Linked DNA regions of Homo sapiens: regions 1, 2, 3 and 4 are each linked to region 5. The links are chromatin contacts, found by Hi-C in ENCODE. All regions are on one chromosome and are shown on one strand. The core of a region is the stretch at or near the end of the contact, and the rest is flanking DNA. Distances in the headings are between cores, read along the strand shown.

The links. Hi-C counts contacts between places; a loop is a spot of excess contacts on that map. Pooled maps may share reads with other maps.
Region 1: a loop to region 5 is called in a map of CD8-positive, alpha-beta T cell, with 11 times the contacts of the local background. The contact joins the promoter of ARL6IP6 here to the promoter of CCDC148 in region 5. A Hi-C loop is called at or near these places in 3 of 168 maps with a recorded cell type or tissue (CD4-positive, alpha-beta T cell, CD8-positive, alpha-beta T cell and naive thymus-derived CD4-positive, alpha-beta T cell) and 13 of 50 pooled maps.
Region 2: a loop to region 5 is called in a map of Caco-2, with 18 times the contacts of the local background. The contact joins the promoter of ARL5A here to the promoter of CCDC148 in region 5. A Hi-C loop is called at or near these places in 2 of 168 maps with a recorded cell type or tissue (Caco-2 and naive thymus-derived CD4-positive, alpha-beta T cell) and 5 of 50 pooled maps.
Region 3: a map of CD4-positive, alpha-beta T cell shows a loop between it and region 5 (8-fold over the local background). The contact joins the promoter of STAM2 here to the promoter of CCDC148 in region 5. A Hi-C loop is called at or near these places in 2 of 168 maps with a recorded cell type or tissue (CD4-positive, alpha-beta T cell and naive thymus-derived CD4-positive, alpha-beta T cell) and 5 of 50 pooled maps.
Region 4: a map of CD8-positive, alpha-beta T cell shows a loop between it and region 5 (21-fold over the local background). The contact joins the promoter of TTC21B here to the promoter of CCDC148 in region 5. A Hi-C loop is called at or near these places in 2 of 168 maps with a recorded cell type or tissue (CD8-positive, alpha-beta T cell and ascending aorta) and 9 of 50 pooled maps.

The regions. Positions count from the first base shown.
Region 1 is chr2:152,715,265-152,719,906 of GRCh38, forward strand. ARL6IP6 (ARF like GTPase 6 interacting protein 6) reads left to right here and starts at 3,356. Exons shown (of 4, transcript NM_152522.7): 1 at 3,356-3,760. The coding sequence starts at 3,361. PRPF40A (pre-mRNA processing factor 40A) reads right to left here and starts at 2,197. Exons shown (of 26, transcript NM_001365597.4): 1 at 1,966-2,197; 2 at 731-862. The coding sequence starts at 2,175. RefSeq lists enhancers at 1,897-2,196, 2,745-3,450, 2,917-2,986, 3,007-3,096, 3,327-3,526 and 2 more and a silencer at 2,597-2,696.
Region 2 is chr2:151,826,898-151,831,032 of GRCh38, forward strand. It overlaps ARL5A (ARF like GTPase 5A), which reads right to left and starts at 1,524. Exons shown (of 6, transcript NM_012097.4): 1 at 1,234-1,524. The coding sequence starts at 1,279. RefSeq lists silencers at 1,140-1,189, 1,240-1,749 and an enhancer at 1,800-1,849.
Region 3 is chr2:152,174,171-152,178,390 of GRCh38, forward strand. STAM2 (signal transducing adaptor molecule 2) reads right to left here and starts at 1,593. Exons shown (of 14, transcript NM_005843.6): 1 at 1,433-1,593. The coding sequence starts at 1,472. LOC105373689 (a long non-coding RNA gene) reads left to right here and starts at 1,363. Exons shown (of 3, transcript XR_923477.3): 1 at 1,363-2,387. RefSeq lists enhancers at 1,131-1,180, 1,231-1,370, 1,531-2,054, 1,531-1,950.
Region 4 is chr2:165,951,162-165,955,596 of GRCh38, forward strand. TTC21B (tetratricopeptide repeat domain 21B) reads right to left here and starts at 2,615. Exons shown (of 29, transcript NM_024753.5): 1 at 2,524-2,615. The coding sequence starts at 2,544. RefSeq lists a silencer at 2,466-2,865 and an enhancer at 2,630-3,379.
Region 5 is chr2:158,453,356-158,458,156 of GRCh38, forward strand. It overlaps CCDC148 (coiled-coil domain containing 148), which reads right to left and starts at 3,398. Exons shown (of 14, transcript NM_138803.4): 1 at 3,060-3,398. The coding sequence starts at 3,084. PKP4 (plakophilin 4) reads left to right here and starts at 3,597. Exons shown (of 22, transcript NM_003628.6): 1 at 3,597-3,863. LOC124907900 reads right to left here and starts at 4,779. Exons shown (of 1, transcript XM_047446754.1): 1 at 3,776-4,779. The coding sequence starts at 4,099. The coding sequence ends at 3,776. RefSeq lists silencers at 3,302-3,596, 3,327-3,696, 3,917-3,966, 4,217-4,266, 4,287-4,346 and 1 more.

The DNA of each region.
Region 1 (4,642 bases), core at 2,106-4,605, 5.7 Mb before region 5:
TTCTTGGATGCTTCTCTAGAAACTCAGTTCTACCGAAATCACTGAATCAGCATTAAAACCTTTTGATCCAAATCACTCCTACAAAATGTCCATTTACAATTTATGCTAGAGATGGAAGGGACAGCTCATAAGCAGGAGTGTAGAAGCAACAAGCATTAAAAAAAAATAGTATAAGTGGAAAATGAACTACCTATTGGCACTGTCCTATGAAGAATCAGAATTATAGAGCACAAACTCCCCACCCTCCCTCACCCTCCTCCAACACACAAAGAGGAAGATATTTCAGGAATAAAATTCGCTCTAAACCAAAACAATAGCTATTTTCAGATTCTATTTATTTACATGGTCTACCAAAATCAGTTATGTTGCTGTATCAGATAATATTTACTTAGACCATCAACTTCAATTGGCATTCTTGAAAAAATAATCATTAAAAATAAAAGCCTGGATCCACACTTTACTTTTAAATAATAAAGAAAAAAATTCTTAGTTTTGAGGTCATCAGTAAATTTCTCAGAAGACTTTTTCATTATTTAAATTTCTCAGAAGACTTTTCCATTATTCAAATTTCCGTTACAGTCATGATTTAACATTTGGCTTATTTGAAATTATTCGGGCATAAACTAATCATTAAACAGCTATAACTACTGACCTAGATTCTGAAATCTTGATAGAATACCTGAGGCAAAAACAAATAAATAAATGCAAAATAAAACAAAAACAGTCTTACTTGTCCCATTGGTGGCCCTCCCATAGGGGGCATCATCTGCGGCATCATTCCATGAGGTACAGGAGGCATATTCGCTCTCTGACCCATAGGGTGCATTCCCATTGGGGCATAATGCATGCCAGGGTGCCCCATCTGAAAAACAGTGAACATTTTTAAATGAGCAAATAATACTAAATGCTTCTCAAAAATCTCATTTCAACAGATCAGTTATCTGAAGCGACATAATATTAAGCTTATGTGTAATAACATCATTGGATTAGTCTATACCTTGTTTCAAACAAAACGCATTCTGCTAGTATTTAAAACGAGCTTGCAAATTCCGTAAAAAAATGGGAAAAGTTAAGATGAATCCTGGACCGCTGGATCATAGGTTTTCTCTCTCTTTTTTTTAAGCACTGACTTAACCAGCTACTAATTGGCTTGCTAAGCTTGGAGGATACACATTGAATACTAATTTTAAAACTGTTATGGTGAAAACAACAACTCTCCTATTTCATGCAGATATAAAAGATAGCCAGCTATTGTTATTTTATAACACTACTGATTTTAAACTTTAAAATGCTCTATCCAATTAACTCAGGTGAGAGTCGGTCTTACAAAACACAAACAGTATGGCTACCCAGGCACAATTCACTCCTAACAAACTTATTTCCTAACATAACCTTTAAGACAGGTAAAATTCCTTCTGCCAAAAATACATTTTCAAAGACTGAGGTTCTGTCACTCACGGACACTAAATGCAAACAACTAATTCATCCTTTTTAACGCAGTTTAAAAAGACAACTACTTTCTTTACCGATGAGTCCATTGTTCTATGTTTTAAATTAAAACCACCTAATTATCTCCTGCCAATTGTCCCAACAGTTCCCCCTGCAGACCACCCCGACGACTAATGAAAACAAATTTTGGCAGCCGCTGTTAAAGTCTTACAGTATCAAGCCCCTGCCTCCCCCTCCCAGCTAAAATCGGGCCTAAAGCTCCAAGACGCTCACCCCGCCCAAGAGCCAGCACCTTCACCACGCATCTGTCTAGGCCAAGCCCACGGGGAACTTCCAGGGTCTCACATCCTTCTCTTTGTGCATTTCCACCCTCCACTTCTCTCCCTCAGAACATATCCCACCATCTCGAGTTCTTCCTTCGTCCACTCTTATCTTCTTCTCCTTTCGGAGAAAGCTTCCTGTTTCTCACTCCGTTTTTCATTGTGCCGCCTTCCCCCTGCCCCACTGATCCCTTACCGAGGGCCGTCTCCTCAGGAAGCCGTCAGCAGAGACCCAAGAGCCGGAGCAGAGGCTTGAGCCGGACAATCTCCGCTCCCCGTCCCCAGGACCCTGCGAGGGAGGATGGCTCTCCATTTCACTCACCATGAGGCCTCCACGCTCAGCTCCCGTCCCCGGCCTCATCGTCGGGCTCAGACTGCTCCGCCGGCGGCCACTGCCGCTACACATACCAACAAGAAGCGATCTGAGTGGCTGGCGCCCACTGGGGCTAAAGGTTAAAGGCTGCCCTGCGCTACGGGGCGGGATCAGCGGGGCCAACAGGCTGACGGGCTTCCCCGCTGTCCAATCAGAATGCGCCGCCGACACGCAGCTCTGCGGCGATTCGCCCCCAGCCTCAGCCTCACTCGGCGTCGCCTGCATGGGGGGGGGGGAGGAGGAGGACGGAGGAAGTTTCTGCGCCGAGTCCTCCGTCGGGAAAACTCTACCAACTTCCCCAGGGGAAGGGAAGACAACAGTGTCCCAGCTTCCCGAGCTTAGACCGCCTCACCCCGTAGGGGGTGGGGCAGTGGGGGTCTGCCACCTTCACCCTCCCCGCCCGAGTTACGTACGCCCCACAAACCTGAGGCCGCCAGGGGTAGGGTGGAGGGGGCGGGGGTAAGCAGCCTGTAGTGTTAGCGGTGGCTGGGACCGAATGCGCGCGCGCGGTGCTCGAGGCGGAGGGGAGGAGGCGGGGAAGGCGAAAGGAGGGGTTCGGAGGAGAGGGTTCGATCTCCGTACGCACCAGGTGGAGAGCGCGCGCCTGGGGAAGGAGGCGTGTCGAGTAGCGGGAGGGAAGTTGTAGTACGGGTGGGGAGAACCACACTAAAGGGAGATGGGGGTGAGCAGTTAAGGAACCGCGAGAGCGCCAGGTAGAGAGGTGCCCTTAATGGGGGAACCTGGAGAAGAGTGTGAGCGTAGTGGGGAAGAAGGGAGAAGACAAATAGGTTCGGGAATGTGTCTCCGAGGGCGCGAGCGGGCGCTAGGACCCGGCGTCGAAAAGATGAGGCTTTGGGGCTGTCGGGGCGCGCGCTCCCGTTGGTGACGCGGGGGTGGCGGAGGTCTCCGGCCGGGACGAAGCCCCGCAGGGAGTGGATACTCGACAGCCTTCGGCCTCCGCTCGCTTCTCCCTGCGCGCTTTCCTGCTCCCCTTTCCGGCTACAGCCCTGGGGTCGAGCTCTGGTCGAAGCGCATTCCGCCTCTCCTTTGGCCCTGCGGCTTCCTTTGCAACCCGCCGCCCACCCTTGCTCTCCGTGGTTTACCCCTGGGCTCTGAGGCCTGGTGGTAGCGGCCACTGCCGCGGATTGGCTGTTGCGGACCCGGGGCGGGGCAGGTGGGAGAGGCTCGTTCTCCGCGGGTTTCGTTGTGTTTCGCGCCATGTCGTTTGCTGAGAGCGGGTGGCGGTCGGCTCTGCGGCGCCGCGGTCCCGGCACCCCGGGCCCTGTGGCTCGGCCATCGTATTCCTCCTTTACTCAGGGGGACAGCTGGGGTGAAGGCGAAGTCGACGAGGAGGAGGGATGCGACCAAGTGGCCCGCGACCTGCGGGCGGAGTTCTCGGCTGGGGCGTGGTCAGAGCCCAGAAAGCGCTCGGTGCTCCCGCCGGACGGGAACGGGTCGCCCGTTCTGCCCGATAAGCGCAATGGTATCTTTCCCGCGGCCGCGGGCAGCAGAGCCCAGCCTCGGCGGTGGCCGGTCCAGGTCCTCTCTATTCTCTGCTCGCTGCTCTTCGCCATTCTTCTCGCCTTCCTCCTCGCCATCGCCTACTTGATCGTTAAAGGTATTGAAGCCGACGCCTTGAAAGTCTGTCCAGAGTAAAGTTGAGCCAGGGTGTGGCTCTCGTCTCCACCCATCTCCCTTTCCCTCGCGCTAAGCCCTCAGGCTGGCAGCTGCTTTCACCCAGAGTCCTCATTTGCATCTTACTTTGCTCTCCCGCCCTTTGCCTTTTCTAAGTGGAGCGTCCTGATCCATGATCAGGAGACGTATTTTTAAAAAGGATCGTTTGATTAAATGGGTACTCTTGAAGAAATATCTTCAAGTCCTTGAACACTGGGGATGAAATATTGTGAAGATTAAACAAAATGCGAAACACCCACCATTAAAAGGAGACAGTGAAAAGTGCATATAATTAAAATAGGCCATGTTCAATGGCCTTCATCCACAAATAAAGATGTGCTGTCCACCAATTCCTCTACACAGAATCTTGAGGGACAAAGATTTTCATCGCATAGTCCAAATTTCTTCTTTTATAGGTAAAATAATTAGCCTCTCAGTTTTTAAGTTTGTATCCAGGTGTAGTGCACGGAGTTCTGTTGCAGAAAGTATAGTCCACTCGTCCTCTAATAATTTTGTTTTTCTGTCTGAAGTTGAAATATTGGCCGGTTGAAGTTTATTGCAAGGCATACGGTTGTATAATTTAGTTGGCTAGTGTATATTATAGTGGAAAGAAGCAGAGTTAAGTTTAAATTTCCATTCTCACTAGTTTGTGACCTTTGCCAAGTTACTGAAAAAAAAAAAAAAAAAAAAAAAACAAAAGAACTTTGTTGTATGAAAAGCACCCAAAACATTGTCACTGAAGTGTTATTTTTGTACTTCATTAAATATAATTAAATCTATTTAACTCCAGTTTTTATTTGTCCTCATTGCTTCCCAGCGTTTAGTG
Region 2 (4,135 bases), core at 274-2,773, 6.6 Mb before region 5:
CTTTCTTTCGGTATCACGTGACCTACACATCTGTGTGTGTGTGTGTGTGCGTAAAAGATACATTAGGGATCACAAGTTCTAGTTCTGCTTGCTTCCCCTAAGCTTCTTAAAAGAGCAGCTAGATCATGAAGGAGGAGGTGGTAGTAGTAGGTGTACATAATAGATGCCACCATTCACGTAAGTCTTTATTGGAAAACTGGGACGTGACACCATCAGCTTACACAACAGAAAAACACAAACTAAGTTCCTGACAGCGGAATGATGAACCACCCAACTTGAGTTAAAAAGAAACAAAAGTACACCACTGTATCTTAATAAGTATCCAGTCTTTGGGTTAAAATTGTATTCTCTTTCCCCAGTTTTAGTCATTTTGTAACAAATTTTAACAAGCCTGATAGGTATTTCATGGCCATGTCTGAAGTTGGCTGAACTTAAGCATCCCTATATAACACACTTTACACTTAGTAACTTGCTAGTTACCTATGGTTAACAAATGTTTCATATGGTATGTTTTTAAAACTTTCAGTGAAACACTTTAACATTTTTAACCCAGCAAAACAAACAAAAACTGTGTCTAATAACCCACACGAGTAGAAAAATGACCTTAAGCTTAACCTTAAACACAGATATAATAAGTAAAACAAATGGAGAGAAGTCCATCTCTATTCAGGAGGCAGAAGAACCCCCCCTGCCCCCAACACACACAAAGACGGGTGGCAGTGGAGGGCAGGCTCATAAACCAGAGGTGTAATGGACAAGTCGAGCGATTCCTCCCGTTTTCCGCATTCTGCAACCCTCGGTCGCTCAGTGGTGCGGTTAGGGCAGCAATCTATAACCTTCATTCCAGAAGACCCCAGCACTTCTATGTGGTGTCCAAACACAACTGGTGAGCAAAGAAAGGGCTGAAAGACAGGCCAGGCCGTGCTACTCAGGGACGTCGGACCTAGGGCAAGAAACCTTTACCACTCTCATTCGAAATCGGAGCAATGGGTCTATTACGGAAAAGACTTCTTAGGAAGGTCTCCTAAGACAAAGGGCTGCGAGTCAGGAACCATCCCCAAGCTCGGGAGCCGGGACCGAACCGTCCCGGGCCCGTATCCGCGCAGCCTGCACCCCGCGCTGAGCTGGCGCCCGACCGAGCCGCCCACATTCCGAAGTATTCGGAGACCCCCACCTAGCCGGCCCGAGCTGACCCTCTCCCCAACCCGTACGCCCGCGGACCGAGCTCCTCACCCTGGTGATTGAACAGTCTCCATATTCTAGTGAAGAGAATTCCCATTCTCGGGCAGCGGACCCCCCCCCTCCAGACACCCGGGCCGCCTGGCTTCCCCCGGCTCAGGCTGAGGGGGAGGAGAGAGACGCGCTGGAGCCTCCGCCTCTGCTGCTGCTCCCGCGCTGGTCGCGGGCCCGCTTCCAGGGAACCGGAGGGAGGCCGAAGCCCAGGCCGCCCTGCCGCGCGCAAGGCCCCGCCGCTGCCGCCGCGGCACTCGCCTGGCTCGCGGACATCGCCGCCGCGTTGTCTGCGACGAGCCTCGCGGGCCACCGTCCTCCCCCAGCTCCTCTCGGGCGGCTGCGGTGGCGACGACCACGCGGGCGGGGGAAGTGAAGGGGCGGGCCTGGAGGGACGTGAGTGCGCAGGCGCGCGGCCAGAGGGGCGGAGCGTAGGAAAGGGCGCCCGCCCTGTCCTCGCTTATTTGCATAACCAAGACTGCGGAAGGCGCAGGACTTTACCCTGGGACTGAGGCTGTGAAGACCGCAAGTTGGGGCAGATGGCTTCCGACTGCTTGCTGTTGCGTCCCCGAGTATTTATATTTCCCTCGAATCTTCTCCACTGCGCCATAATGTAAACATATAATTGAGTACCCCATGTCCATCCCCAACCCTTCACATACACTACACTTAAAGTTCCACGTCATGACTCTTTAAGACATTGTGTCCCCTGTGGGTCTTTGAGGGAAAAGTCTGCTGCCCTCTGACACTCAGCTGAAGTCAGTGGCCTTACCTAGATAGTCACCTTAAAGCCATTTTTGCACTTCAGGGCTCTTTTCTCTCCAATCTCTTAACTCTCACGTCAGTATTGCCCAAAACAACGATTTTGATCAAGTCACTACCCTGTTTAAAAACCTTTAGTGGCCACCAAAGCTCCATCCCTTTCTGTTCTCGTTAACCTTAGTAAAAAGGAAAATAAAGAAAAATTGGGAGACTTGTAGGAGCCATTTGAACTGCTTTGCACTCCCATCCCCAACAGCTGAATGAAATTAAGCAAAATCAGCAATAAACCGCACCTTCCCAACTCACTTCTCCTAACTACCCAGTATTTTACCTCAAAATATAGAAAAGTAATTTCGTTGACTTCTTTTGGGGCTTTATGGTTAAAAAGCCAAAGTTTAGAGGAGCCATACATGAAGGGAAGGAAAATCATAGTAATCCATATTAATTTATGTATTATCATGTCTGGATTTACTTAATATTCTGTACACTGTTTAGAAGAACAATGTAGTTTGTATAACCAATTTGCATTAACTCTGTAATATTTCCATTCTCGCACACCGTAGGTAATGCTTTGGTAGCTCTAAGACTTTTTCAGACTCCCACACAGATGTCAACTTATGAAATGGATGTCATATACACATTATGTGATGGCGGAGCTTCATATTTTACAATCTACCCAAGGAAATGGTCTCCCAGGTTATTTTCCGAGTGAAGAAAGAAGAGAGAGAGAGAGACAGAGACAGAGAGTTTAAAGACCAATTTATCTATGATTACAGAGAAATGCAAAATGTCATTGGAGAGACTTCTGACTTCAGGCATGAGAGAGTAGGATGGTTTGAATATATCCTCCTACCATTAGCAAATAGAAAACTGCACAAAGTACAGGCAACGACATTTCAGATATTGAAAAACACATCACAGTACTGTGATTCTTTGCAAAAGAGAAAGGAACAGGTGGAGTCTTACCATTTCCTGGACTTTATCCCTAAAAGCAATTCCCAGTCAACTACGGAGGAAGTGGGAACCCAAATGAGAATCTGGAAACCTCTTAGAACTGAAGACGCATATCAGCATTCCCAGAGATCAAGGTGACTAGAATTTGTGAAGCAGAGTAACTGGAAGGAGGGAGCTACACAGAGAAAAGCTCTGGAAACCTGTTAAGGGGCCATTGAGTCTTTGGCTGCATATCAATTTGTGCTCGTGCAGTATGAACCCCCAAGAGGCTGGTCAGTCACAATTCCTGAGGAAAAATAAGTACCAGGAAACTGTAATGCAAATGATTCCCAGAGATTACAACGGGTCAGGAATCATTTGAGTTCCCTTCAGCCAGAGTGAAGAGAACTGAATATATAGGACAGGGGTGTCCAATCTTTTAGCTTCCCTGGGCCACACTGGAAGAAGAATTGTCTTGGGCCACACATAACATAAGCTAACACTATTGATAGCTGATGAGCTAAAAAATAAGTAAAATCACAAAAATACTCATAATGTTTTAAGAAAGTTTACGAATTTGTATTGGGCCACATTCAAAACCATCCTAGGGCCGGGTGCAGTGGCTCACACCTGTAATCCCAACACTGGGAGGCCAAGGTGGGCAGATCTCTAGAGGCCATGAGTTCGAGACCAGCCTGGCCAACACAATGAAACCCCGTCTCTACCAAAAATTACAAAAATTTGCCGGGCATGGTGGCGCAAACCTGTAATCCCAGCTACTCTGGAGGCTGAGGCAGGAGAATTGCTTGAACCCAGGAGGTGGAGATTGCACTGAGCCAAGATCAAACCGCTGCACTCCAGCCTGGGTGACAGAACAAGACTATCTCAAAAATAAATAAATAAATTAATTAATTAATTAATTTTTAAAAAGCCATCCTGGGCTGCATGCAGCCCACAGGCTGTGGGTTGGATAAACTCGATATAGTTGAGTGGACACCACCAGAGACCTTAGAAGAGGAGCTAACTGGCCTAAGAATAAGCCCTACACAAGACCAATCCTAAAGGAGCTTAAAACCAAACCTTGAAAGGGCCAAACTAATTCACAATTGCCTGCCAAAACAAGTATAACATTCTTTAAAGGAATATGAGATCAAGTCATCAACAATGTAAACTTTACATTGTCCTAAATCCAATAAAAAATCACTAGACG
Region 3 (4,220 bases), core at 343-2,842, 6.3 Mb before region 5:
AAGAAAAATTTATATTGAAGAAAAGAATTCACGGTTTTTAAGTTTTAAAATCATTTGTCTAATTCTATTTTGCGCCTTCTGTTTTATTTCATTAGAACAGAATCAAAGTGTTCATAATAGCAATTTTTTAAAAGTACAGGTTGCACAAAGGTTGTATGATTCAAACAAAAGAATACTGCAATGAGGCGTTCCAAAAGGAAACAGTGAGCCTTAAGAGTGATGTTTCCCAGATTTACGCCAGTCACCTGTATTCATCCACCAAAAAAAAAGTTTAATGAAGTAAGGAACATACATATTTGAACTATTTACATATATTATTTGACTCAAACATGTTTTTTAAAATGGCTTAGGGGATTACACAACGTATCAGAATAGGGCACTTTCTACAGTCTCCTAATAACCAAATGTTAACTATGAAACAGGGGAATTACTGCTGAGATGTGCAGTATTCTTCTGAGTCTCCCCGCCCCAACCCCATTTCCAAGTTCTAAAAATTTACCTAGGGTTCTGTTAACTACTGCTACAAAAACAAACAAAAAACAAACCTGTAGTCCCAGCTACTCGGGAAGGGGAAACGGAGGTGGAGGCTGAGGTGGGAGGAATTCTAGTCGCACCTGGGCAACATAGTGAGACCCAGACTTTCGAGAATACATACATATATTTCTCAGTTTGTTTTAGTGTTACTCAAATTTCCTAAATAATTTCGTATATATCTTATCCATGTTTTTCTCATTCTATAGTCACTGAGAGACCAGCGCTTTATGACTGCAACATGTAAAATACTTGTTGTTCTGGAGTGTTTTGAGACTGGAGATTTCCTTTTCATACTCTAAAACCGAACATCTCCTAGCACCCGCGCAATCTTTGCAATCCGGGGATGAAGAGCAACACCTTTACAATTGTAATAAATCTTAAAGCTACCCTATCAGGGATTGAATGCATGAGTAATATAAATAATGGGGAAGTAAGTTCTTCCTATTCAATGCGGTTGTCTAGGTGTCAAGTGTCTAGTGTTGGGCTTCTCTAGACAGCAGGGTCTCCACTGCTGCATCATCTTCAGAAAACGATGGGGCAAAGACGGAGGTAACCAGCTGTCGAACGAGCAGGAAGTTTTTAATCACCAACTCCACAACTACTTAATCAGTCCAGTCTCCAGCGAGCCCTAGGCTCTTCCCAAATCCTACGCTTGGCAAGGAGAACGGCCCTTTGAGGGTCCCCAAACTCAGGCGGCAGGAAGCACTCCCCAGACCGCTAGCGACGCGCCGAGGTTGCCCCAGAAAAATCCCAACGTCGAAGGAGCGGGCGGCACCGCCCCTCCCCTCCCTTCGCTTTGCTTCCTAGTCCCCGGAGTCGCTACCGCCCACTTTCTAGCCGGACAAACAGCAGTCCAGGGCCAGGCACACAGCAGTCCAGGACCGGGCACAGCACTCACCCACGTCTTGCTCGAAGGGGTTGGCGGTGAACAAAGGCATCTCGCCGGCGCCCGAGCCCTAGTCGCTGCTGTCTAGCTGACACTCAGCAACTGCTACCCGCCGGGTGACCCGCGGCCGCGGCTCCCTAGACCGCTCCGCTTCGGCCTCCGTCCCTGCACTTCCGCCACCGCACCTGCCCGGCTCTTGCCTGACAGGCCGGCTCGGAGTCCACCCTTCGATCCCGCGCTCCTGTCCCAACTTTTCTCCCGGGGCGAGATCCCTCCGACCATGGGCGTCCTCCCAAGGCCTTTGTCGCTGCCCCTGTCCCAGACTTTTGTAGGGGTCAGGCGGCCGCTACGGCCACCTTTCCAGCGCTAGGACCCCGGCTAGCCACGAAGCCGGGGACCTTCGGAGCCGGAAGTAGTCCCGCCTGGAACTGGACGACCCCGGAAGCTGCAGTGCCAGCGGCGGCGCGGCAGGGGGCGCGGTTACCCGTGGTTTTTCGCGTTGGACGACGGGCTCTGAGGGCCAAGTTCTTGTCACGAATTTAGTTTGTTTCAGAGCGGCAGGACTCGTAGCTAGAGAACGAGGACCCACGACGCGTACGCGTTACAGTCCTGTTTCCCTAGAAACGGAGCTGCCGGCGCGGAGGTGGCTTTGAGATTCTGCGAAAGACCTGACTGCTCTTCAACAATTATTGTGTTGCACCCTCCCAGGCGCCCAGTCCAAACCCCGTCAGAATAACCACCCGGGACAGCGGTGGTCGAAGTAACTACGCCTAACTTTTCGCTTTCCATCGTGTCCCCTCCATAAAAACACTGCTGGGCCCCCGGAATCCAAAGGCGAAGGAGGCACACTCCCTGCCTTAGACTTGTTGAGAGTTTTATAGGGGCAGTGCATAACGTACATGATGGTGTATGACGATTCGGATGGTAGTACGAGTCATAAACTCAAATTCCAACAGCATCCAGCCAGGTATTTAAATGAATGCAAAAGCCCAAGCACCCTTCCCACCCACATATTCTCTGTTCCTCTTAGAAAACTGTAGTAATGATTATGTTGCCTGTCTCTCCTCCTCATTAGATTATAAACTCCCTGATAAGTTTTGGTCACTACTATATCCCCAGCGTCTAAAACAGTGTCCCAAGTAATAGACGCTCAATGCTTTTCGAATGAAGCTGTAACTTTCTAACTGAACAGTGCGTATCTAAAGATGTCAACTACTGGTAAATTGCAGCCATTTATTGAAATGTGGGTCCTACTAGAGTTTGCAATTTTTCAATGATGTTTAAATGTTGAGAATTACTCCAACATTTTAAATAATAGATTAATCAAAACCATTTTACAAACTCTAGTATAAAGACCTGATGCTATAGAGAGCTCATACACATTCAGAAAGGTGGTTGCATTTTATAAAGTTCGGGGCACAAATGAGAAGGAATCGTGCAGAAGGGGCTGTTTTTCATAGAACGTTGAACCTAGGGATGTTCAAGATAAATTGGGAGGCCGGGCATGGTGGCTCACGCATGTAATCCCAGCACTTTGGGAGGCCAAGGCGGGCAGACTGCTTGAGGCCAGGAGTTCAAGACCAGACTGGCTAACATGGCGAAAAACCGTCTCTACTAAAAATACAAAAATTAGCCAGGCATGGTGGCGCAAGCCTGTAATGCCAACTTCTTGGGAGGCTGAGGCACGAGAATCACTTGAGCCCAGGAGGCAGAGGTTACAGTGAGCCAAGATCAGGCAACTGCACTCCAGCCTGGGCAACAGAGCAAGACTCTGTCTCGAAAAAAGAAAAAAAAAAAAGACTTAGAGATTTTTTGGACAGATAAAGACTTTTTGTCTAAGACTTAGTGTTGGAATGGAAAACAAGGCTGACTAGGTATAAGAGGAAACAGATTGACAAGAATTTTAAAGGGCAAGCTGGGAATTTTTTATTTTGATTAAGGCACTCAATAATTATTTAAGGATATTGGGTAGCAGAATAGTAAAAAAAAATTTTTTTTGAGATGGAGTCTCACTCTGTTACCCAGACTGGAGTGCAGTGGCGCGATTTGGGCTCACTGCAAGCTCCGCCTCCTGGGTTCACACCATTCTCCTGCCTCAGGAGAATGGCCAAAACTGGCCATAGACAAAATCTCTGCAGCACTGTGACATGTTCGTGATGGCCATAATGCCCACGCTGGAAGGTTGTGGGTTTACTGGAATGAGGGCAAGGAACCCCTGGCCCTTCCAGGGTGGAAAACCACTTAAAGGCCTTCTTATGCCACAAACAATAGCATGAGTGATCTGTGCCTTAAGGACATGCTCCTGCTGCAGTTAACTAGCCCAACCTATTCCTTTAATTCGGCGCATCCCTTCGTTTCCCTTAAGGGATACTTTTAGTTAATTTAATATCTGTAGAAACAATGCTAATGACTGGCTTGCTGTTAATAAATACGTGGGTAAATCTCTCTTCGGGGCTCTCAGCTCTGAAGGCTGTGAGACCCCTGATTTCCCACTTCACACCTCTATATTTCTATGTGTGTGTCTTTAATTCCTCTAGCGCCGCTAGGTTAGGCTCTCCCCGACCGAGCTGGTCTCGGCAGCCCTTGTTGAAGGAATACTTATGGCAATGGTGATCACCGCTATGGTAGCTACCATTAAATTACTCGTTGTGATTGGTTGTCCCGCTTTCCTCAGGTTTTCTTCTGCCATCTGTGACAGCTTCTTGGTCTGTCCCCAGGTGGGTGGCTGTGTTTGATGGGTATAGCTCACGACAGTTGGGGTCCTTCTCAGTGTCAGTCTCAACATGGCTGCAACCGGGGG
Region 4 (4,435 bases), core at 1,365-3,864, 7.5 Mb after region 5:
TTTGCCACAACTAAGGACACGTTTAATACCTTACTTGACTTCTGCACACTATCACTAAGCATCTATAATCCTCCTGAAAGGCAGTGGCATAGCACCATAAAAAGGACGCGAATTTAAAGGCAAAAAGAATCTCTGGTCCTTCTTACAACGCCTCAGTCTGCTCATTTATAAAATGCTGTTAGTAATGCAAATGTACAGGTCACTGTGAGAATTAATTAAGATATCATAGTATAAGAGTTCTATTCTGAAAAAAATAAGTTCCTCTGCATCCCATATGTTAATGGAATAAAAAAAAAATGTGTCCTGCGCCAAGACCTCTTGTCTATGTTCCAGATTCATATTTCCATTTTCCACCTGCTACCCTGCTACTCATGAATCCTCCCTTCCTATTTGCCCAGTCTCTCTAAGTCTAACCACTTAGTAGGTTCTTCTATTTCTCCAGTCTACCTCCCACTAAACATACCTAATGCTACTGCCTTGGTTCAGGTTAGGTTATTCAATCCAAAACATTTACTGACTGCCTACTAGTACCCAGGCACTGGGCTAGCTACTATGAATAGAAAAATGAGTAAGACATGGTTCCTGTCCCCCCGGAAAACCTACATTTTTCAGATGAGACTGTAATCTGAAGACTAACTGAAATATAATGTAGTAAATGTAAGAAAAGAGCTTATAAACTCCTTTGGGAATGTGGGATAGCAACATTTTGACAGCATTGAAAACTGAATGTGGTGTGAGGGGAGGATGGATGACTAAAATCAAGGGAAAGATTATTGGGGAGGATTTCAGAGCTGACTCTTGAATTGCAAACCCCTCATTCTCCCTCCACACACGTACACGCTCTTCCTATTTCCTTTTCATGATTCTTGAGGAAGGTACAGGAGTTAGGAAGAGGAACTGCAACAACACAGATAACAAGTCATCAATGGTACATTGGGATGGCAGTGGTGATGAAGATGACTAAAAGCCACTCCATACTCTAGAGCAGGGTTTGGCAAACCACACTCTGTGGGCCATATCTGGCTGGCTGGCTGTACAGCCAGTGAACTAAGAATGGTTTTTATATTTTCCAGCTGTCAAGGAAAAAAAAGAAATATTTCATAACATGAAAATTACATGAAAGTCAAATTTCAGTGTTCATAAATAAAGTTTTATTGAAACACAGCCATGCTCATTTAAGTATTGTCTATGGCTGTTTTGAACAAGCCAATTAGATGTGATAGACCATACGGTCCATAAAGTCTAAAATGTGTACTATCTGGCCCTTTGTTGAGAAAGTTTGCTATTCTCTGCTCTGGAGGCTTAAGTGAGACAGAGAGTATTGGATGATGAGGTTGGAGACGAAGGTGGGGTGAAAAGCCTCATATTAAGTACTTGGACTTGAACCTCAAGTCTAAGTAATGAGGAGGCCCATTTTTACATTTTACATTAAAGTGTTTTTATTAAAATGTTCATTTGGGTGGCAGTGCAAATAATACATTTAAGGGAATAAAAAAATGTAAGGATATAGGGGGATAGCTAGAACAGAGGATAATGTAAAACTTCAGGCAGAAAAACAAGACATTTCAGCATTCCCTAACCTCCTACATCGCCAAATTGTCCTCCATCCACTTATCACCATCTCACAGGATACACATTTCATTTACCTACTTGTTGTCTGACTCCTCCTACTCAAATGTAAGCTCCAAGATTGGAAGAGTTTTTCTTGGTTTTATTATTTCAGTGCTTAGAACAGTGCTAGACACATAGGAGGCATTCAGTAAATATTTGTTGAGTCAACTGAATTAGGGTTTTTCCCCAGCATTAATTAGCCTGTAAAATCTGAGAAGGCAGAAACTGTTCAGTTTTGCTCACTGCTATCTCCAGCTTCTAATGGACATACAGTAACCCTTCATAAATATTTGCTGAACGAGTGATTCAGTGAACAAATGAATAGAGAAGACCAACATCCGAAAAGTTATTTTATTTTCAAGCCTCATGTCTTTAACTGTTTTATATCAGCCTTTCTTAAGTTGACCGTCATTAATATTTGCTGAATGAATGAGTCAGTGATAAACAGAGAAGACCATCACCCTAAAATAACGACCCCTCCACTTTTAAGTCTTACGTCTTTAATGGGTTTCATATAATCTTTCTGCGCTCTTTTTACTGTCCAGTGTGGGAGCTGACACTAGTTTGCCTTAAGTCCTTAAAAATCGCACCCGGAGGCGCAGTGTCATAGGTAACCCAAGCTTTCCTAGTAAACATGATACAAAAGTAAACACAACCAACAGCATGGGGACCAGCAATTCAGAAACACCGAGCGGGCGGGCTGCCCAGACCTGGGCTTCCCCAGCAGGGCCCGCGGAGACCGGCCGTGAGCAGAGGCTGCAGGCCCACCCCGCAACCCGAGCAGCCGGGGCACCGCAGGGAAACAGCGGCCTAGCGAAGCCACCCGAGCTCCCTCCGCGCCCCCGGGCCAAAAGGCCGCAAAGGAACTCCGCCCGCCCGCCCGCTCACCCGCTCACCCGCTCACCCGCTCACCTTCAATTCCTGCGAGTCCATGGCTGCCCCGAGGCCGGGCCGCGGGGCTCTGGGGATTGTCTCGCCGCAGCCTAAAGGAAGACGCAGAATTCAGCTCCCCTAGCCTCCCGGAGCGCTCTAGCGCCCCGGGCCCCAGCGGGAGGGGCGGGGTCGCGCCGCGATTGGCTGTCGGAGGGAGAGGCGGGCCTGTGTGGCGGGGATCGTGCTGTAATGGAGCAGGGGCGGCGGGGACCCGGAGGTGAGGGCTGCGAGGGCCGCCCGGGAGGGTCCGGGCTGGGAAAAGGGCCTCCGCCGGAGAGTGCAGCTGGAAAAGGAGGTCACACTGGGAAACGGCTGTCTGAGGACAGTGGGTGGGCGGGCCGAGGAAATGGAATTCAGGAATAAAGGAAACGGAGTATGAAGAAGGGGAAGTCTGTTTCCTGTCACTGGTTGTAAAGGAAGACACCATTTTCTGCACGTTTGTCTGGAGGCGGATTCCCGCAGTGCGGCTCTCAGCAAGGCTCTGCCGGCGCGGGAAAAAGCGGTCAACTTTCACGTGGGCAAGTTGTTTTACGGCCACAAGGTGGCGCAGAAAAAAAAAATCACACGTTCTTAACAGAAATACGGTGCGCTTGGGCCCGTCTTTGCAGGCGTTGCTGCAATCTTTGTTAGAATGTGTGTTCAATTAGCCCTTTTTTACCAGCCCCGATAATAAGAGGGACAAATAAATTAAACTTCCAGAAAATTAGTGTCTTGTTTTCAATGATACTACTGATTTTAAACTGAGAATAAAATGAATCCCAATGCAAATTTTTATGTTTGCACCCCATTAGGCAACTCAATCAGTCACACATAGATTTCTTAAGTCCAGGAAATTAAATGGAAATATAATAGACTAAGATTTTCTATTTCTGCTTAAATAAATATTTAAAATAGTGCATAAGGTCTGAGATTTAAGTGATCTTTGCAGAATCTTTCACGTGGATTCCAAATTTTGATCCTAGTGTTAATTATCTTACTTTAGTTGACATGATACGTAGTTGCCTTTTCCAGATTTTAAGTTTCTTAAGGAGTTTATAAACATTGACTTTTTCCCCATGCCAATAGGTTATGTAAGGACAGTCTTGAGAAAAACGGTAGCTACCATCCTAGGCTTTAAGGTGAAGCAATATTTCTCACCGGTTTCTCTTTAAAGGAATTCACCACGTATTTTCACGAGCAACTTTTTTTTCTTTCCAATATTTATAGTCCAGCTAAATGTCTGTGGTGATGAACAACTGGTGATATCTCTTTGATTTTCAAAGCTGCGGATTAATCCGCACTTGGTATACAGCAAAGAATACCACAGGACCAGGGTGCTCAATGAAGTGTATAATCTTGAACTGTAAACCTTTGGTTATAAGAGAAAAGTTCATCTGTAAGGAAATATCTCAGGATCATGGTTAACAGAACAGATGATCAACCTACCTTTTGGAGATCTTGAAAGTCATATTAATTTAGCCTCGTATTCTCTTCACTGAATTCTGTTCTAAGGTTGAATTATTTAGCACAAAACACCAAGCCTGATGTTTCATAAATGTTTGTTGGATTAAAAGTACTCTGAGATTTGCTTTGACACTCACGGTGACTTGGTGTGCCCTGTGCCCTTACTAGATCTCATGTAAGAAATTTATTTTGGATCTCAGGCCAGGAAAAACTCTTGTCTTTCCTGAAAAATCGATGTGTTCCTTAGCAGTAACATTTTTATCGGCTCACTTTTACTAGCTACAAACTTTTGAGTCTGATATCCATGACCCTTCACCTCATCGTCTTTTCAAGCCTTATCTTCTACCTCCCCTTCAAGGAGCCTTTATTCCGCTCAGTGGGACAAATATTCCTTCTTCTGGTAATGCTTTCCCCTACTTTGTTTTGAGCTCTTTCTTCACCTGAGAAA
Region 5 (4,801 bases), core at 2,148-4,647:
TTGTATAATATATTCAGAGGATGGGGATGGGGTGGGGCTCAGCCAATCCTGAAACCACCAGAGCCACCTGAGCGGAACTATTATTAAGCCCTAGCAACCCTTCTCAGGCCCCGCTTATTCCATTACTCTCTTTCCCTCCTTTGCCACCCACCTCTGTTTTAACATTCCTCTTTAAAAAGAAAACCCCAAAATTATCAGTATTGGCGTACTTTTTGAAGATTTTATCTTCACCTCCCCCACTCCTCCATAGACACCCAGGTATGACAAGAGACTCAGTGCTCCTGCTTCCTCCTATTCCTTGCTGCCTCTGCTATGCTTCTTAGGGAATTTACCACTAATCTTTAGGGGATAATATGAAAAAAATAAACATTGGAAAGTTACAAAGTTTTCGTAATCTTAAAAGTTTCAGGTAGACTTCTTTCTGAGCTGGTAATTGAAAAGTTGTTTGGATTTCTGCTGTTTACTTTCGTTCTTGAGGGTGGAGTCACCAGACCTCCTAATATTCTAACCTTGCCCTGGGCCCCAGTGTCAGCCTGAGCACAGGCCCTCTCCCCACCCCTACTTTCCAGCACTTTTCCCAAGGTGGCCAGGCTAGCAGTTTAAATCATCCTCTTCTCAAGCCAGTCATTTGCATTTCTGTGGATCCTCAGGCTAGGTAACAGTGGTTTCATTCCTTCACTGGAAATCTGGAATTGGGCCATTCCAACTTGGAGGCAAAGGACATTTTTGTAGGAGAGAACTTAATTGGCAAAATAAGCTAGGATTTTGAGGACAAAGAGCACAATCTTCAAAATCATTTCAGTGGTATTCAAGGGCCAAAACATTGGCAACAAAGTAGAAACCTCAAGAAATTCCCTTCAGACAGTTTCTTGGTGAAAAGAAAGGCCAATAGATAGAGATGGTGGTAGGGTAGAAGGAAGGTGGTTTTACCAAAAGCCAGATATTTGGAAGGCTTAGGAAAAATCTTTGGAGGAGAGGGTGTAACACATCATGTAAGAGAGAAATTATAATCAATAGAGCAAAATCCTGGTAGAGAGAAGATGGCTCATGTTTAGGAGCATAAGTGGAGTATGAGCCTTGAAGAGAAATGTGGTCACCCTTCTCAGCCATGACTGAAGGAGGTGAAGATGTGTGAAAACTAGGACTGAGGTTTAAGAAAGTTAAGTTGAGGAACCTCATGGTGGATCCTTCAGTAGAGTACGAGGCAAGATCATTTGCAGAAGTGCAGGAAAACCACGTAAAGTGGGGGCTTCAGGAGAGCAGACATTGGACAGGTTTGGAAGTGGCCTGGATAATGTTCCTGGATAAGTGTTCCAGATAATCATCCTCCTGATGAGGAAAGGAACTGAGAATCAGTGAAGACACAGCCAAGTCTGAATAGCATGAACTTTTAGTGGAATGAAGTGATTCTTTAACCTTGTCTAGCAATGCTTAGTAGCGCAGGAGCAAGTTCAAAAGAAACCTTTCAACTAAATACAAAAATAAACAAAAAAATTAATGTTGAGTGGCAACTTATTTCAGGGGACATTATTCATGGTGGATTTCAGTAACATTTTAATTATGACAAACACGAAATCTACAATATCAAAATAGTCATCTGAGAAAAACACCCACACAAAAAGATTATTGGAGTAATAATCTTTTATTTTCTTCTTTCTATGCTAGCCTAAGGCAAGAGAAAAGACCCATTTTTTCTTTCCATTAGACACAACTTTCATTCATTTGATGTTATTGAAATTTAAAAGAAGCAAAATCATTGGTATCTTTTCATTAAACATGTGTCTCATATAACAATTTGTGGTTTACTTTTTCTGTTCTATAAACAAAAACACACATTAAAAAGCCGGAAGAAGTAAAAAACAGCCTATTTCCATGATGGCCAGCCATGGCACAGCACTTCCTGGCCCCTGCTGATCCCTTCTCAATTCTGAAAATATTTAGGGGGAACATACACACGTTCACCTGTTTTGTTCCACAGTCCTACCCTGTGTAGGACTGTCAACTGAGTTCACATTTTACTACAAATGTGGAGAGGTTTTTTTTTTTCCAATCAAGGCACCATATTAACATTTCTTAGGTTACATCTTTGTAATCTTCAATTATAGTAAGATAAAAACCAGTAGCAAAGCATATCACCCAACTTAAAATTCAGAACAATACTTAGACATATGCAGCTTGCACACACATTAACCTGTTTCTCCCAACAAAATATTTGTAATTTCCAAAATCCTATCAGCTTTTTCACACAATATGGTCCCTCCAATTTGAGGGGTAGTAACATAGTCTCCTTACTAAAGAGATTAGTCTAAAAAAAGTAAAATCGCCAAAAGAATGTAAGAATATCAGTGGCTATAGGCTAGAGCAATATCATCTTTTAAAGCCTAATATGTTCATGAAATCTCACTTTAAGAAGGTGATATCTAAACATAAAATTTATTGACAAAAAACAATTAGTATTGATAAACCACCACAAAATGATTTTAAATGAAAGTAGAAGACATTATTAAAGCTCAAGATTTTTGCGTGTACTGATTTCATGCCTCAGGTTATTTCCATATCAAATTTAAAGAGATACTGGAAAATAGAAAACAAAATCCATCAACTGTAATCCATTTCCCTTACTCTTTTGTGAAATCATCACAAGGTGTGAAGGATTGTTTCTGTTTCCTCTATCTTTAACAAGCCTGTAACCTCTCAAGTGAAAGAACATGCACCTGTCAAGCTCATAGTGCGGGATGTACACACAGATGTGTTTAATAAATATCTGCCCACAGGGAGATTAGAGGTTTGCTTTGAGAATCAGGGAACAGGCTAGCTCATGTGTTGACGCTTTGGCATCTATCATACAATCCGCCACCTCGTTCCCTTACCAAAATATCCTCAAAGGAAATCCTCTTTGAGTCTTTCAGAAGAGTTATGAGTTTGAGGACCCAAAACGTTGAGGAAAGATCCACCCCAGGGAAGGGGGAGTGGCTGCAGAGAACAAACATAAGTAGGATTTAGGTGGCTCAGTGACGTCAGGAGGAAGCAGCGATGGAAGGGATGGGGTGCAAACTCACCTGGAGAAGCAGAAGCTGCACACATGTCAAAGGTCAAAGGGCATAGCCTCAGGGACTCCCCAAACGCAGGAAAAGTGAAACGCCCACTCCTGGGCTCTCGCCGTCAGGGGTACATCTAAGGGCTCAGCTGTTCCTACCTTTGACGCCAGGGACAAACCCTACCAGGCACAGTTGGGATTGGCAGTAAGGCAAGGAAAGCCTGCCCCAGATTTCAGAGCCAGCGCTGGGGAATCTCCCTGTCCTCTCCGCCACCCCCTCCCGCGCCCGAGACCTGAGACACCTTCTCTCTCACACCCACCCTCTCCAGGCCCTCTCGCGCTGAACAGCATCGGTCTCTATGGCGACCTGAAACCGCAGCTCCCATTGGCCTGTTCAATATGAGGGCCGGGCCAATGGGGAGGGCCAGCCCTCTCCTTCCCGCCAATGGGGTGGCGGGAGCTGGCCCGGGGACGGCGGCGTGCTGACGTTCCCGGGAGCCCGGGGCTGGCCGGGCGGGAGGGCTGGCAGCGGGGCGGGCGGCGGCGGCGGCCTCTGGGCAGTAGAGGGGGCTCCGGGGCTGAGTCCGCGTCGACGCCGGCCGCGGAGGCGGCACCATGGGCAAGGGGTAGAGGGGCAAGTTGGCCACCGCCGCCGCCGGGGGTGGTGGGAGAGCCGCTCCGGGGGCGGGGGCCGGTGGGGGAGGGAGGGGCGGGCAGCCGCGCCGCCGCGGCACTTTTTTAATTTTTTCGGGTGCCGCAGCGGCGACCCCTCGGCGCCGATGTCCCTGATCCCTGGAGCGACGACGGCCGCTGCCTAAGCTGGAAAGTAAGTGTGTGGGCTCGCGGGAGGGCGCGGAGACTCCTGCCCACGAGACCCTCGGCCCTCGCCCCGAACACGCGCCAGGGCCAGGACCTGCGCGCCGGGGGCCGGGGGCCTCCCTCCCGCTGCCGCGTCCCCAGCGCCTCGCGGCCGCCGCGGCTTTCCTGCCCCGCCTCGTGTTCCTGCCCGCACTCGCCTGCTGCTCCCCTCCCCCCGGCAGGCGCACAAGTTTCACCCTCCATTTGCTTTTCCCGGCGATTCCTCTCCCCGGTCTCCCGTACGCGCAGCGCACGACCTCTGCCCACGCTGGGCTGTTCGGATTCAGAGCTCCCAGCCCCGAACTTGAGCGCCGCGCTGAGCCCTGCTGGACGCCCTCGCGGCGGCTTCCCCGCTGCCTGCCGCCGCGCGCCCCAAGTCGCCCTCGACACCACTGGGCGCCCGCCCTCCTCAGCACTCGGGGCCGGCTGTCTGTCCTTCTAGCCCCAGATCCTGCACCTTGGTCCCCTCCCCGTCTTCCCACGCCCCTGCTGCCCGCGCGGTCTTGCGTTTGTCCCCGAAGTCCTGTACTCCTTGCCGGTCCTGCCCACCCCTCTGCCTAGTGCGCCCCTCTCTACCGGCCGCGGATCCTCACGCTCCACCCCTCCCGGCTCCCCAGCGCCGAGCCTCGCCGCTGCCCTCCTGCGCCGCCGCTTCCTCCTCTCCCTGCCAGGAGTTGAAGCGGAGCTGCGGCACCTCCCTGGCGGATCTGGTATCCCCGCCCGCTGCCGAGGCTGCCGGCCCTCTCCCCTGGACCGCTACCCGGAGAGCGAGCGGCGGGGCCGGGATTTGGCTGCGTGTTGGCTGAGTGCGACACACCGCGAGCGCGGGCAGTGGAGGTGCCGCGGCGGCCGTGGCCGCTCGGGGCGCAGCGGTAGTCAGGTGTGTGTGTACAGCGGGGGACGCGC